Regions from separate parts of the Mus musculus genome. Here regions 1 and 3 are each linked to region 2. The links are chromatin loops, found by intact Hi-C in ENCODE. Cell type or tissue: left cerebral cortex. All regions are shown on one strand.

What was found. A loop is a pair of places that touch in the nucleus more often than their neighbours do. Peaks named below come from ENCODE experiments on the same cell type or tissue, not always from the same donor. Only the 100,000 strongest peaks of a DNase experiment are listed, where the experiment ranks them.
Region 1: it touches region 2 in a loop (2.8-fold over the local background); 2 of 42 quality-filtered maps call a loop at or near these places.
Region 3: it touches region 2 in a loop (8-fold over the local background); 2 of 42 quality-filtered maps call a loop at or near these places.

What each region holds. Positions count from the first base shown.
Region 1 is chr16:25,659,509-25,662,008 of GRCm38, reverse strand. No RefSeq gene overlaps it. Among named protein-coding and RNA genes, the nearest start is that of Trp63, 23 kb to the left of the region's middle. In left cerebral cortex, no CTCF peak of the experiment used is centred here; a DNase peak (open chromatin) is centred at 1,273.
Region 2 is chr16:25,588,797-25,591,296 of GRCm38, reverse strand. No RefSeq gene overlaps it. Among named protein-coding and RNA genes, the nearest start is that of Trp63, 94 kb to the left of the region's middle. In left cerebral cortex, a CTCF peak has its summit at 1,268; no DNase peak of the experiment used is centred here.
Region 3 is chr16:25,486,492-25,488,991 of GRCm38, reverse strand. No RefSeq gene overlaps it. Among named protein-coding and RNA genes, the nearest start is that of Trp63, 200 kb to the left of the region's middle. In left cerebral cortex, no CTCF peak of the experiment used is centred here; a DNase peak (open chromatin) is centred at 971.

The sequences.
Region 1 (2,500 bases), 71 kb before region 2:
CCAGTCCTGACTTCCTTGGTGGTGAACAGCAATGTGGAAGTGTAAGCTGAATAAACCCTTTCCTCCCCAACTTGTTTCTTGGTCATGATGTTTGTGCAAGAATAGAAACCCTGACTAAGACAGATAGTATGAGAGATACTACTTCTTTTCCAGAAGTGTGCTGGGACCTAGAGTGCAAGTGTAGATAATTTTTCTTTCAGGGACAAAGTGAATTTTATGTACTAAAGGAGGGAATAGATGCATGTAATATGATAAACCAGAAAAATAAGATCTATGACTGAAGAACTGAGATGCTTTGGACCCATGACAGCACCCATGACAATAAAATTCCAAGAATTTTATTGAAGTAAAAGCACTTGTGGCACTTGTGGGGAGTCTAGTGGGTTCTGTGGAAGGAAAGCAGAACCCATGAGAGCCTCTCGTTTCTCTCCTTCTTTGACGAGCAAAATAGAGCAGATGTTAAAAAAAAAAAAAAAGAAATCCCATGCTCCTCGTGATCATTCAATAATTATAGCTATGGAAACTAGTCAAATACAACTTCAAAGGAGGAGAGAGGGGAGTGGCAGGAGTTGTAGGAGGAAGACAGAGGTGAGGGGGAGGGGGAGGGGAAGAGGAAGAGGTGGGGGAGCGGAAGAGCATGAGCAACAAGGACACAGAAAGGCTCAGGTTGTCCTGTAGTCCCCCTTTGCCTCTTTAAACGTCAAGGAAGATAGGCACAGAGAAGGGGCTGACTAGCATAAGACATAGTCGCCTCTCACAGCATCATGCTGGTCCCATTCCTTTATTATTTCTTAATTAGCAAAAAAAAAAAAAAAAAAAAAAAAAAAGGACAGTTGCCATTTTAAAACCCAGTAAGTGTGTATGGCACTTCATGACTGCTTTTCAGCTTAACAATCAGCCCATGGGTTCTTTGCATTTGATCGTTTGCACATGCACCTGACTGGGTTACAATTGGTAACCCAGATGGGTATCTATTGCAGCACACCAGCTCTGTGCTGTTAAATGGAGCGTGCGCCTCTGTTTTAACAATAGTGCTGCTTATTAAGGAGACTCAGCGAGCTATTTAATTTGGTATAGGACAATCCGAATTTTGCAGAGAGAACTTCTGGTACGAAAAAGAGCACGTGAAATCAGTGTCATGATGCAATAACTTTTCCCTGCAGCCCAAAGAAACAGCTTAAAAGCACTATCAAAGAGAGTTAATATTTCTGGCTTGGATGCATCATTGGCTGCACAAGGTGATTTTACTGTGCATTATACTTTAATTATAACTGCACCATAGCCATCTGCTCCACTCCATTCCCTAATTATAGATGCAAAAAGCATTTCACAACTCCCACCCATAAAAAAAGATCTGAAGGATTTCATGGTAGACTTGCTCTGAGCACCTCCCGCCTCTTTTGGCCTGTGGATGCTCTCTTCAACGGTCCATCTAAACAGATCCAGGAAACATTTGGGAAATAGAGATCACTATTTAAGACTTGGGTTATCTGAGCTTCTTTCATCCATTAGACACTTTCTTCTTCTATTGTTACGTACATGTCAGCCAGCTTTTCTTGTGCAGTAGTCACATGCAACTTCCTGTGCAATTAATTACCTTTCTGCATGTGTTGTCTCCACCATTTTAAAACTAGTTCTGTTATGTACTATACCATCACTTGAAGCATCTCTCCAACTCTGGGGAATTTTGTGTCCTGTGTTTTCAGTGGAAAAAAAAAGAGATTCTGAGAGTTTCTTAGTTCACTCTTAGATGAACTACTCTTAAGTTAGTAGACTTGAAGGTGTCACAGTGGATTCAAGTCCATAATCCCACCACCTTAGGTTTTTGTTTATTCTAAAGAGAAATTAAGTAGCATAAATTGGCAAAAGAAAACAGGTATCTTTAGAGTTGGGCCAAATCATAGGTCAGTTCTAATTTCTATGCATTGCCTACCACCATCTTACACTTTCTAGAAAGCCAGGAGTCAAAAGCTAGAGCACATGCATATTTAGCTATAGAGCCAATCCTTTCCTAGAACAAAGGATTTCTCGGCCTGGTGTTTGTTATAGAGATTTTTTTTTCAACTCTCAGGCTAGGAAAATGGGGTTGATAAGGATTCGCCACTGTTGAAACAGAAAAGAAAATAAGATTTTTGTGGAATATAAGATTACTACCTGTTCCTAGTCTGGCAGAGTTCTTTCTCCCCAAAGGCATTCATCTGGCAGATGTAGAGTGTAAAGCCCTTTGTAGTTTTCTTTGGGATGCAGTTTTAATTCAGATCCCTGCATGATGGTTAAATACATTAATTTTATGAAGGAAAGCCTAACTGAAATGGGGACACAATTGTCCCCATTTCAACCTGATGATTGAACCTGGGTACACATGATTTCAACCTGGGTACAGGGAGAGAAAGCAATACCTTCAGATACTGAATCTAACTTGCCCATATGCACTGCTCCCATGTGTCATATGGAATCCCCTCTTGGGTGCCAGCAGAGCTATAACTGGAACCAGCTCACA
Region 2 (2,500 bases):
CTGATGATTTTATAGTTCAAACAGAATTTTCACCATCCTGGAATATCATTTACCCATCCATTCATCGGCTCAAAAACACAGTGAAGGAGATGGATAAGAATGTCTGCAATCATCCTTTTTTGCTGAAGCTGAATAACTGCATAAAAGAGATAATGTGTACTCCAGTCACAGTTCTTGAGGCTCCAGGCCATGACCCTAGTGTAGACCTCAAGTCAGATGGCTTTGTAGGGGCAGCAGTCCATTCAGGAGGAAGAGATGTCACAAGACAGGAAACAAAAGAAGCCTCTGCTTGTTCTTCTGTCGACCGGGCTTCTTTTGAGAACTGATTAAGGATTCCATGAGAAGCACTTAATCCATTTCAAGGACAGTTGCCATAAGAGCCTCCTAGAAAGGCCATCTCTTAAAAGTCCAACTACCTCTTAGCATGGCCATACCAGGGTCAGCCTCCGACAGCCACTATACAGGCCATGAGGCATCAACAACCAAACCACATCAAGCATAGGTAACAGGGTACCTGGGACTTTAAAACTGGGAATTTGCTCCACTTTCGTTTCTGTTAGATTGATTTCTTTACTTGTTAAGAATGCCCATAACTTGCTGCTTTCACTGGTCCTAAACAAGACCTTTTAAACAAGTTCTTTTAAGATTGTCATATCTGAGCCATAACAAGTAACAGTTAAAAGTTAGGGGTTTGATATGATGCTGTCACCTGCAGTGTACAGCTATGACTGGGTACTCTTATACACATGCATACACACACACACACACACACAAACATGCACAAGTATAGTCTCTAGTTTCTGCTTTCCTATCTTTTATAAACAATTTGATTTTTAAGTTGTGCTATAAAAGTCCCAGGCTCCTATTTGGTACAGTATGTATGCACCCCAATGAATTTAGAATACTGGATAGAAGCATTACAAAATGCATTTATTTATTGCTCATTCAGGGTGCCAGGAGATTCTTACAGCAAAGTCTTGCTCCCCTGAGTAAAATCTGAAAACTCTAAAGCAGCAGGTATGACTTTTTAGAAAAACAAGGTTGCTGGTAAAGTCTTGTTTTCCTTTCTTGTCACTAAAGCCTTCCACAGGGCAAAAACAACAAGAAAAACAACAAGCAAACAAAACACAACAAAATAAAATAAACAAAACCCAAGAGAATAAAAAGAAAGAGGCCACAGCTGTTCTCCTGGCAGAAATGTCATTCCTTCTGAGGCTTATCAGCTATGTACTTCCATCTATCTCCACAAGATGAATCATCCAGTTTCTGTCTGATCTCCTCTGTGTCTCACTGTGATGGGCGAAAAGAATCTCCCAGGGGTAGACAGAATGCTTTTTATTGAACCCACAGAAGATAGAGCATTCACAAGATACTTTCCCTCAAGACATTGCTTTTCTTTAGCTCTTATCCCACATTCTCAGTTATAAATACAAACGCATATAAGGTCATAAAATATAAATATAAACATATAAAGCAGTTTCTCAACCACATATTGGTATTTCAACTCCATTCTCACTGTTTTAATGTATATATATTGTGATATATATATATATATATATATATATATATATATATATATATATATATATTGTTTTTAATATATATATTGTGAAAGAGTGTATGTTTGGCTGACAAAGTTCTTGGTCTGAAGTACTCACATTTTCATATTTAAAGCATTTGCCTTGAATGGCTGATGAAGAGCTAGCTATCAATGACACAATCCAGAACTCTCCTAGAGATGTCTTGCTCCTGACACAGTAGCTGTGTAAGGTTTAAGCTTGAATTAGAGCCATACAAAGGGTCTGTAGGACAAAGTAACGCATGCCTGTGCTGTAGGAAGAGGCCAAATACTTGAATAAACTTACCAGGTTAAGTGCACCCCTAGGAGGGACAGTTTTCCTTTCCTTGTTTTTCAGAGAGTATTTTCATCTCTATTATTTTTATTTATATGCAAGTTCTTTTGTCTGCATGTATGTTTACAATGTGTGTACAGTACCTGTGAAGGTCAGAAGAAGGCATTAGATCCTCTGGAGGTGGAGTTACAGACAGGCATGAGGGTGCTGAGACTTGAACCTGGGTGTTCCTCAACGAGAGCAACCAGTACTCTTAATCATTGTGCCATCTCTCCAGCCCCTGGAGACTTTTAAACTATAAACATATGAAGATCCATGCATATACAAACATTATACATCCATATTACATATATATTTAGTTCATATCTTAGTGACAATTATATTTTTTAGTTTAAAGGTAGTTTAAGCATAAGCTCATAAGCTATTTAAAGTACAAAAATTATCAAGTCTTCTATGCAAAAAAAAAAAAAAAAAAGAGGTTGGTTAAAGAATCTAGAATGACTGATAACCCAAATACCTAATGCATGGATAGTACATTAAAACTGCTATCCTTTTATGTATAAGCAGTAGAAATGTATTGCATGTGGCATGCTAGGTACCAGTACTAGAATCAAAGTCCAAGTGATTGCCATGCTAACATTAGTATG
Region 3 (2,500 bases), 100 kb after region 2:
CATTATGAACTAACCAGTACCCCGGAGCTCTTGACTCTAGCTGCATATGTATCAAAAGATGGCCTATTCGGCCATCAGTGGAAAGAGAGGCCCATTGGTCGTGCAAACTTTATATTCCCCAGTACAGGGGAACGCCAGGGCCAAAAAGTGGGAGTGGGTGGGTAGGGCAGTGGGGGGGGGAGGGTATGGGGGACTTTTGGGATAGCATTGGAAATGTAAATGAGGAAAATACCTAATTAAAAAAAAACCTACGAATTGAAAGAAGTCGCAGTTCCACACATCTCAGTTCTGACACATGGACTGTGGTTTCCTGGGTACCATAGCAGTATATTTCTATATGTGGCTGTTATAGAGATTTCAGTGTGAAAAAGAAATCTTTTCTAGTTCTTTGCCCCAAATAAGTTTCCTTACCTCATTGTGGCTATAGTCATCTAAGGAATAACTCTGTAAAGGGATCCTAGTTCTTAGTAAGAGCATTCCACAGAACTTTATTATCTAGCACATTTTGTATTTGCATGAGAGGAAAGAAGTTTTTATTGTGTACTGGAAATTATACTCAAAATAACATTTTAATACTATAGATACTTATATGCAATCAAGATAAAAATCTCAGCCACAATGGAGGGTATGTTGATAAAAACCCAAGGTCAAAATCAGTTTCAACCTGATGATTTTCTATTAATAATTTCCAGCATGCCTCTCTTGGTCTGATTGACAAACGCTTTCTCGTAGAAACTGTAGGGGTGCTAAATTATTCATCTTCCCTATTGGGAAGTCAAGACATATTAAAAGTGTATACATGAATAAATAGAAATCAAAGTCTCTATTTATAATTGCCAGCCTAGCTAGCAGAGCAGTAAGAAAAGTCACACTCTACAGAGCTCAGGTTCAATGTTGAGAGGAGGTGGAATTTTCATTTCAAAGGAGTCATTAGGTTCCATGTCAGCCCAAGTCGAAGCAGAAAACAGATGGCCCAGTGTTGCTGAAGAAGGCTCAGTAGAAAACAAGTTGTAAAGTTGAGAACAAGAATGAGGTTAAACAAAGTGGGGTGTTGAGGTATCAAATCCTGCTAAAGGGAAGAAACAGTTATTACCGTACCTGGAGACCTGTTGGTGCAGGAGACAGTACTTCCTGGGCCTGTTGCTCAGTTGCTGCAGCCCAAGTGAGAGCCATTGCAAACTAGGACAAAACAGAAGGTTATACCAGAAAACATTCTTGCCCTCTGTGTCCCTGATGGCCAAGCCACTCAGCAATCAGTCCTGTAGGTCCCAGTGCAGGGTAGGTAATGGTGGCAAATGGATTTGAAGAAGCACAAGGGATATCTATAATAAATATTGTCTTGATGGAAAGGCTGATCATATTAATGTTGACTAGGTCAACTTACAGATGTCTACAAATATTTTTTAAATGCTATCTTTTGAAGATGCATACTACTAAAGTTTGGGATTCAAAAACACATACCAGATTTCCTTAGCTGTGCATGCTAAACATCTGAAGTTGCAGTCTCTGCAAGTACATTATATTGTACAAAATTGTGACTATAACATTTAAAATTACTTCAATTAGTCTGTCCACCTACATCGAATTTTGTTTTGATTATCTACCTGTCTTTTTGAGATCTAAAATGACATGTAAATAATTTCAAAATAATAGTTGTTTCTGACTTGGAGCAATTCTTTTTTAAATTTATTTTTGAATGTCCCTGAATTGATTGAATAATAATGATTATATGTAATTTCAATGACATAATAAAAATTAAAAGTGAAAACATGTATTCCCTCCGACGAGAGAAAAACGCACCCAGTGATTTGGGGATTGGTTTTTCAAACTTTCTTTTCTGTGAGGCCTTTATAGACAACCACAGATATAATTTTTCCTGTTCCTTATTATTTCTATTAAAAATGGAAATAGCCATTGTCAACAGAAGAAAGAGGAATTCTGTTTGCATATCTTTCAGGGTCTCTCTCAGGGCTTGAATCTGGCCTACCCCCTAAGAGAATAGCCATCCAGCTGGGGGAAGAGGGTCAATCAGGCTGTATACAGTGCCTTGCATGCTCTCTTTTTCTCCATCTCATTCTATTTCCTGATTGTCACATGGTGACACATTGCTCCTCTGTTGCAATGTTCCATCTCACCACAGGCCCATGGCAATGGATTTGACACAAGTAGAGCCAAGGCCCCCAATCCAGCATCCCCAAACCAATCTTTCCTCCTCTAAACTGCTTCCCACCGCTATGAAACATCTGACTAACACAATCGATATCATCAAAATCACTGTGCCTCCAAAGAGCATGTCAGGTGCAGTGGGTTTCAAGTGACTCAGCATGGCCAAAGAAGCGTATGACAGACTGGCAGCCACAAGGGTATAGAAGAAGAAAAGGAAGTGTTTGGAGAATGGTCTTCCCATTCCAGAAGCACCGGAGCTTGACATGTTGTGACAATTTGTTTTATAGTTTGTAATGTTTCACTAGTCTAGTTTATGTTGGAGCAGGATGAGAAA